Linked DNA regions of Homo sapiens: region 1 is linked to region 2. A link is an interaction called in ENCODE POLR2A ChIA-PET data of the cell type or tissue named here. Cell type or tissue: PC-9. All regions are shown on one strand. Links, peaks and the distances in the headings refer to the core of each region. The heading gives the core; the rest is flanking DNA.

Region 1 (4,399 bases), core at 232-4,231, 540 kb before region 2:
CTTGTACTCTCCAAATAAACAATGTATTGAAAGTAATTTCAAGGTATATGGTAAGTTAATGTAAAGAGCCATTATGAGCTAAAGGAAAAGAAAAAGCTCAAGGGAAAATTCAGGAAGTAAATAACTGCTGGATAGAGATTTCTGAAGATTAAGAATAATAATGACTTTTAAAATCAAGACTTTTAAATAATTATTATGTGAAAGGAAGTACAGTAGACAAAACATCTAAGGGATGTGTATGGTAGAGTCGAAAATGTTGTGCCATTTTCCAAAATATTTAAAGAGATACTTAATGATAATACATTATATGAACATTTCATATAACTGTGTTTCATGTAATAAAATAGTTATAGGGGCTTATTTTAAGAAACATTTTCTAATAATGTTGATATTTTTGAATAAGTAAATGATAATAGGTCATTATTGGCTTACAAACCTCCTGAGTTTTTGTTCTTTCAAGAGGTATGAACTCTCATGAATCTAATTTTTCCAAGTAAATGAAAGAGATACTGAGAATCAGTTGAGAATCATGAGTGGGTTATGTAACCTTTCATTTATTTATTTATTTATTTTGGTAACACAGAGGCAAGCTTTCATGATTTAACCCATTTGATAGTAATCCATATCAAACTTAATAAATAAGAAAAATAATCCCTTTACAAATGTTACAAGGCAATTACTGAAAAAAAGAAATTTTATTGCAGCTTCTAAAGATGGCACAGCTGGGATACCCAACCTACAACTTTATGATGTGAAAACTGGGACATGTTTGAAATCTTTCATCCAGAAAAAAATGCAAAATTGGTAAATAAATGGCTTAAAATACTAATTTTTTACATAGTATTTTTAATGTCATCACTGTATAATATTTGTTTTCCTGATATTGATTTAAAAAATAACTTATCAGACAAAAATCTACATTTTTAAGGATTTTGTATGTAGGAATGTAATAGAGCAAAAACTTGATCCTTCTTTCCTTTAGTATTAAGTGGAAAGGAACAATGTTTTCTTTTTTTTGTTTGTTTGAGAGGGAGTCTCGCTCTGTCACCCAGGCTGGAGTGCAATGGCCTGATCTTGGCTCACGGCAACCTCTGCCTTCTAGGTTCAAGCAATTTCACCTGCCTCAGCCTCCCAAGTAGCTGGGACTACAGGCACGTGCCACCATGCCTGGCTAATTTTTGTATTTTTAGTAGAGATGGGGTTTCACCATGTTGGCCAGGCTGGTCTTGAACTCCTGACCTCAGGTGATCCACCTGCCTTGGCCTCCCAAAGTGCTGGGATTGCAGGTGTGAGCCACCGCACCTGGCCTTTTCTATTAACATATATTGACTAAAACTATTAGTAACTGACTTAATATCATATTTATAAGTGTTTATAAGTGTTTTTCCTTAAATGGTAACCAATATCATAAATTACTTTAACATGTTAATGTGATGTTACATTCTGTCTGAATATTTTTTATACTTTTTTTTTTTTTCATTGACATAGGTGTCCATCCTGGTCAGAAGATGAAACTCTTTGTGCCCGCAATGTTAACAATGAAGTTCACTTCTTTGAAAACAACAATTTTAGTATGGAAAGATTTATGACATAATTTTATTACTTACTGTAATCGTATACAGTTTCCATTAACTTTTATGACATCATAGGGTTTTCCTAAATACTGTTAATCTATTAATCAATAATTACTCTTACATACATTTGCATAATTCTTTATAAGTCTGAATTCAGTGAAAATCTGTAACACAAAGGTTTTCTTTTACAATAACTTTTTATTATCTGGTAATTGCTATTAAGACATTTGAATATCTTTTCCTGAATTTAATTGCTATTGAAATTCTGTGACACAAATTTTTTAGATATTTTATCGTGTAGAATTTTAAACTTCAGACACCTAGTTCTAGTAACCATCAGCTTGTGGCCAATCTTATCTCATCCATACATCTCTCCAGCTACCATCTCTTACTAAGTGAAAGCAAATCCCAGATATGGTTATACTTTTATATACTTGTTAAATATGTAATTGTAAATATTTCAGAGTAGATTTCTGAAGATTGGGGCCTTTCATTTTTTAAACTTAGCCACAAAACCATTATCACAAATTATTAAATATGTGTTCAAATTTCTACTAATTGCAAATGTTACAATTTTTTTTAAAACTCGGGATCCAAATAAGGTACTGCACATTGTGGTTGATTGATATATCTTTTATGTTTCTTTTGGTCCTATAAGTTCCCACTCTATCTGTTATTTTATTCTTCATAATTTATTGTTTAAGAAACAAGGTTATTTGTCTTTCACGTTTTCCCATAGTTTGAATTTTGCTTTTGTATCCCATGGTATAATTTAACATGTTCATCTGTCCCCTATAAATTGCAAGTTGGCTCTAGAGTTTCAGCTTCAGGTTCTTTTTTAGGTGAGTAAGGGTAAGACTACATTATAAGGTGATGTTCACTTCTTTTATCAAGAAGCACATAATGTCTGGTTGTCTTTAATTTTGTAGGCTTAGCTGACATTAATGTTTCATGCCTGGATGCATTATTTCATCAGTGGTTGCAAATTGTTGATACTCTGGTTTTTTCTCCCTCACTTATTTTTCAGCTGTACTGCTTCTATAAAGAAAAATTTCCCCTTCTACTATTTGGTTACCTAGTGCTGCATTTATATAGAAAAGGCGGGATAAATATTCTTGCTCTTATCAGTTTTAATATAATGTATTCCACCTCTAGCAACCTTCATTGTAACCAATTAGCTTTTTCCCCATTCTTGTTTTTCGAGAGTGGGCCTCATTCTTTTGTCCAAGCTGAGTGCAATCATGGCTCACTGCAATCTCGACTTCCTGGGCTCAAGCAATTCTCCTGCCTCAGCCTCCCAAGTAGCTGGGACTACAGGCTTGCACCACCATGCCCGGCTAATTTTTGATTATTTGTAGAGACAGGATCTCATTATGTTGCCCAGGCTGTTTTTTAGTTCCATTCTTTTTTTTTTTTTTTTTTTTTTTTGAGATGGAGTTTCGCTGTTGTTGCCCGGGCTGGAGTGCAATGGTGCGATCTCGGCTTACCGCAACCTCTGCCTCCCAGGTTCAAGCGATTCTCCTGCCTCAGCCTCCTGAGTAGCTGAGATTACAGGCATGTGCCAACATGCCCGGCCAATTTTGTATTTTTAGTAGAGATGGGGTTTCGCCATGTTGGTCAGGCTGGTCTCGAGCTCCCGACCTCAGGTGATCCACCTGCCTCACCCTCCCAAAGTGCTGGCATTACAGGCGTGAGCCACCACGCCTGGCCTTTTTAGTCCCATTCTTAATGAGCTGTGGATTTAAAAGGTATGTGTTTCAGTCCATTGTAGTTATTTTTCTTATTGATGCTCAAATTGTCTCATCTTTGATCAATTAATCCTTAGTGACTTCTTTGCTATATGGTAAGACAAGTCATTCTAGGATTAATTTGTACATTTCTAACCATTACACCTAGAACTGGCTAATTTTTCAGGAAACCCTGTCGCCTTTTTGGTGTGCTACTTTTGAATAGCTATTGATCTCTGAAATTGAACAAAGAAAAAGTATTAGCTCTTGATCTCATTGAAGGAAACATTAAAAGGTAATAGGGTTTCTTGAAAAATTGGCTGAGTCTAGCAAAAAAAAAGGTATTTAGGTTCTAGAGATTCTTATTTGCTGTTGCATTGATCATTGTTTCTAGGCCTTTTTTTTCTATTTAAAAGATGTAACAATCATAATTTTATTTAAATTAAAGTTTTATACGTATAGTTTTATTTAAATTGAAGACTACAAGGTTTTTATTTAACTTCTATCTTATTTGTATTGCCTTCTGTCACCACCAAGAATCTTGTTACTCTGGAATACCAGGGATGATAATTTGAGAATATCACATTCACATAAGTATTCATTTGGTTTGTTCCACATTATCCACAAGGTATTCTTACAATCTTAATACCAAAAAGTAACACTGTTACTGAAAATAATTTTTTAAAAAGGGTTTGCAGTTCTTTTGTCTTTAGAGCATCCCATTACTGATTGTACAGTTTTGAGTATATCATAGTTAGAATAGGAATTGGTAACTTTGTTCACACGTACCAAAGATGGCATGTAGGCTGATTTTGAGCAGCATCCAATCAGTATAGTTATGCATTTTATTTTCCTGTGTTTGAGGCGCACTGTCACCTCACTGTTTCTGGGTTAGCTTGCTTTCTTGTCTTATTCTCCTCTTTGTGAGCATGTCAAATGAAGAGGGATCACCACTTTGACAGTTTGGTGTGCTGCTTTTGAAAAGCCATTGATCTCTGAAATTGAACAAAGAAAGTATATTAGCTCTTGATCTAATTAACTAGAGTGGCAGTTTTATTAATAATAGCATGGCTCAGACTGCCTGGAATAGAGTAAGCT
Region 2 (4,399 bases), core at 229-4,228:
GCTTCTGAGGTAAAACACTCCTAGTTTCCTTCTCTCCCCTCTGGCCACACTGTCTCAGTCTTTTTTGAAGGCTTATCCTCCTCTAACTGGCTATTAAATCAATACTGGATTTTTCCCAGGGTCTGTCTTAGGTCCTGGTCTTTTCTCACTTGACCTTCTCTCTAGGTGATCCCAGCCATCTCCAGGCTTCAGTCACTAGCCATATGCAGACAACTCACGACTTTAAGACTCCAGCCTAGACTTCTCTAGACCTGTATAGCTGAGTGCCTACTAGAAACATTTTCTCTGTGTGTCTGATGCCTCAAACTTACGACGTTTATACCTGAACTTGTGATCTGCTCCCCTTCCTCTGCAAAAAGCCCCCAACATGGGGGAGATATACCATCCCAAAAGTCTAGGACATCGTTGACAACCTTGCTGTTTGTCATTCCATCCAAGAAATCAACGTAAATCCTGTTGGGTTTCCCTCCTAAATATCCCTCCATTTCTTCCTTCTCTTTACTTCCACCACCACCATCTTGGTCCAAGCTACTATTATGTGATCTTCCAACTCTCATGAGAGCCTGGTAACTGGTCCCAATCCCCTTACCCTCAGCCTCCCAGTTGGTCTGACCCTACTCCAGTCAGTTGTCCACACTGCACTTCTATTCAAGTCGGATAATGTCACCTTCTGTTTTTTTTTCTTTCTTTCCTTCCTTCCTTCCTTTCCTTTCCTTTCCTTTTCCTTTTCCCTTTCCCTTTCCCTTTCCTTTTCCTTTTCCTTTTCCTTTTCCTTCTCCCCTCCCCTCCCCTCCCCTCCCCTCCCCTCCCCTTTCCTTTCCTTTCCTACAGGGTCTCGCCATGTTGGGCAGGTTAATATGAAATTCCTGGTCTCAAGCAGTCCTCCTGCCTCAGCCTCCCAAAGTACTAGGATTACAGGCATGAGCCACCATGCCCCGCCTGATGTCACCTTCTTGCTTAAAACCTTTACTGTTCTTATGATAAAGACAGAAGCTCTTTACTTGGTTCACAGACCCTGCATAGTCTCTCCCCCAACCTGTACTGCTTCATTCTTGTCTTTTACAGCTGCATTCCACTTCCTGCTACTGCTATGACAGCATTCTTTCTTTAATTTTCCCAACATTGCAGACTTTATCCATGCCCATCCTCTGTCTTTTCTTTTGTTAGGCACACATGCACCAATGATTGTTATGCCTTTCTGATGAATTGACCTTTTTATCATTATGACTTGTCCCTCTTTATCTCTGATAATACTTTTTGTCTTGAAGTCTACTATATCTGATATTAATACAGCTACTTCAACTCTTTTATGTTTATTGTTTGCATGGTATATGTCTTTTTCATCCATTTCCTATCAACTTATCTGTCTCTATATTTAAAGTATGTCTTTATATTTAAAGTATAGCCTGTAGTTGGGCTCTACTTTTTTACTCATTCTGACAATTCCAGTCTTCTAATTGGAGTCTTAGTCCACGAATATTTAATTAGCATTTAATGTGCTTATTGATATGGTTGGCTTTGGGTCTACCATTTTACTATTTGTTTTCTGTGTCCCCAGCTTTTTTTTTTTTTTTGGATTATTAGACTATTTTAAAAATAACTTTTGTTTACCAATTGCATTTTAGTTATACTTATTTGTGTTGTTTTTCGGAGTTGTTGCTCTAGGAATTACAGTCTACACCCTACCTATTCATGATCTCCTTAGAGTTAATATTATATCATTTCATGCAAAATATCAGAAGCTTACCACTGTAAGAGGCTATCCTCTTGAAGTTAACTCCTACTTTGCAGTCAGAGCTCAGGTCAAAGGCCACCTTTTCAGAGCATTCTTGTCTAACTCCCCAGACTAGTTTAAGCCACTGTTATGTGCTTTCTGAGCAGGCAGTTTGGGGTATTTATAACACTTGGAATTCGCTCACTATGGAATCCCCTGGACTTAGCAGAGTCTGTATGCATAATTATTTGTTAATCGAATGAAGGACGGGGAGCAGGCCTTGAGTTGTGGCTTGAAAAATATAAAATATTTCATAATAATGTATTTCAGGGGGTGGGAATGGCATGATGTAAGGCTTAGAGGTTGAAAAGACAGCGTATGTGGGATGGCATATAATAAAATAGATTAAATGAAAGTTAAAATACAAAAATAGAAAACAGCTATAATAACAATAGCCACCATTTATAGGGCATTTAATAATGGACCAGGCACTGTGCTAAACTCTGCACATTTAATCTTATGTAACCTCAGTCCTGTGAGTTATTCCTGTCTCCTTTCAAACAAAGCCACCAAGATACAGAGATCAGTTATCTTAGTCTCAATCGTAGGTAAGCCTATGCATTCAAACGCAGATCCATGTGACTCGCACACTTAGAATGGAAGCAAGGCTGGAATGCTGGGCTTGATTGTTTAAGGCTTTGAATGCCAGTCCTGGGCGACTGTGTTTTGATTTGGGGCCAGAGATAAGTGGGGAGAAGACCAGAGATGTTATTGAGGGTTTGTAGACAGTTATGCTAGATGCTGCTTTTTCGCTTCTCAGGGGAAAAAGAGAAGAAAGCCTTCTGATGCTTTTGGATAGGAGAGTGCAGAATAGAAAACTGTTTCAGGAAGATTCATCCAGGGCCAGTAGGCATGCTGGACAGGAGTGAAATGTGTGCGGAGCAGTAGCCGAATCCTGCTGTAACAGCTGCCTCAGTTGGTAGGGGTGGGGTGAGGGGCAGGTGGTGGGTGGGAGGGGGGTTGTAGTATTTTAAAGGAAGGAATAAAGGGGAGATATGTTTTGAGAGAAGTATGGATAGGTTTGGTTAATGATGAGTTATGAGGAGTAAAAGATTCTTCCCTTATCTTCCAGGTCTTTTATATCTGCTAACTGTAGGTGTTGCCTAGTAACAATTACATGTATCTGTGATGGGGATTATCATAGCCCAGTTTCCCAAACTGGGGTTTACAGACATCCTTGGGGGTCTGAGAGAATGTTCTTTTGGGGGAGAGGTGGACAAGGCTAGGAAATATAGCTATAAAACCATGAAAAGTGTTTTGTTTGTTCTGAGTAAGACTTGAGCTAACTCAGCCTTCTTGACTAGCGCATAGAGGGATATTTTTCTACTTCTGTGGCTTTCTCATCCCTGGTGGACATTTCTGTCCAATTCATTGAATCGTCATGGAACTGGTTTGTTAGATGTGACTAGGGGACGGAAAAAATTGGGAGTTTCTGCGCATGTTCTGTGCGATAGAGGGTGACGCTCAGGAGGTTGTGAGTGTCTGTAGTATGTATTTGTGTGCATTATCTGACTTTGAGATGGCCATTGAAAATTGTGTTAAACTGAGCTTATTTTTTTCTTGAGTGCAAAAGAGCTTAAGAAATTCCCAAACTAGCATCAAAATGTTTTCACTTTCCCAGTGAAACATTTCATTGAAATTAAAAGATTGCTTTGAAAGTGATCCAAAAAATAAGATCATTCTGTGAAGTTCAAGGTAAATGCATGAGATTTATGGATGCAGTTGGAGGTTACCCGAAGTATCGAAGGTCTGAATTTTTTTTTTTTTTGAGATGGAGTCTCGCTCTGTCGCCCAGGCTGGAGTGCAGTGGCGCAATCTCGGCTCACTGCAACCTCTGCCTCCCGGGTTCAAGTGATTCTCCTGCCTCCCGAGTAGCTGGGACTACACGCAGCCACCAGCCACCACGCCCGGCAATTTTTTTGTATTTTAAGTAGAGACGGGGTTTCACCGTGTTAGCCAGGATGGTCTCAATCTCCTGACCTCTCGGGATCTGCCTGCCTCGGCCTCCCAAAGTGCGTGAGCCACCGCACTGGGCCGAAGGTCTGATTTTTGTTATCAGTGTAGAATACAAAAATACAGAGTGAACACAGGCCTTACATATTAGCATGGACTATTTTCTGGACTTTGGTTTCTGTTTCTCTCTGTGTGCCTGTCTCCCTCGAATTGCTTTAAAGCTTGTTATTTTAGTCGAAACCAATGACAAGAGGTGTGAGAGTTCTCCTTTCTCTATGTTTGGATTACTTTGTTGTAAATCTGTTGAAATCCATGTGCACAATGGTTTGGTGCACTGCTACTCTGGGCCGCTTGGTGAGGACTGTGAATTCACATTCTCAGCTGGCATTGTCTCTTGGCTTAGTTAATACTTGGTCTTGGACATGTGTGTACAACTATTTTGCCCTAGATGCTGTTAATGTTAAACATATTTAAAAGTATGTCTGGATTCATGGTCTCTTCTGCTTCCCAACAGTTATTAAAAGTGCTTTATTTTTTCTCTTACTTTCCATGTTGTACAACAGGAAGATGTGCAGCCTTTAGTAAGAGTCCTTTTAAAAGGTTCAGTGCTGTTGATCTGGTTCCCAGAGCACGACCCTGGGAACAGGATCTTGACTAACTGTTGTGTGTGCC

Evidence for each region. Peaks named below come from ENCODE experiments on the same cell type or tissue, not always from the same donor. Only the 100,000 strongest peaks of a DNase experiment are listed, where the experiment ranks them.
Region 1: POLR2A ChIA-PET joins it to region 2 with 6 read pairs; 3 of 35 experiments call an interaction of 5 or more read pairs at or near these places.

What each region holds. Positions count from the first base shown.
Region 1 is chr3:150,562,811-150,567,209 of GRCh38, forward strand. It overlaps EIF2A (eukaryotic translation initiation factor 2A), which reads left to right. Exons shown (of 14, transcript NM_032025.5): 5 at 705-804; 6 at 1,489-1,571. LOC124900547 (a long non-coding RNA gene) reads right to left here. Exons shown (of 2, transcript XR_007096128.1): 2 at 1,567-4,296. Among named protein-coding and RNA genes, the nearest start is that of EIF2A, 18 kb to the left of the region's middle. In PC-9, for the core only: no CTCF peak of the experiment used is centred there; no DNase peak of the experiment used is centred there.
Region 2 is chr3:151,105,534-151,109,932 of GRCh38, forward strand. All of the region lies in intron 2 of MED12L (mediator complex subunit 12L), which reads left to right. Among named protein-coding and RNA genes, the nearest start is that of MED12L, 22 kb to the left of the region's middle. In PC-9, for the core only: no CTCF peak of the experiment used is centred there; DNase peaks (open chromatin) are centred at 1,008 and 2,328.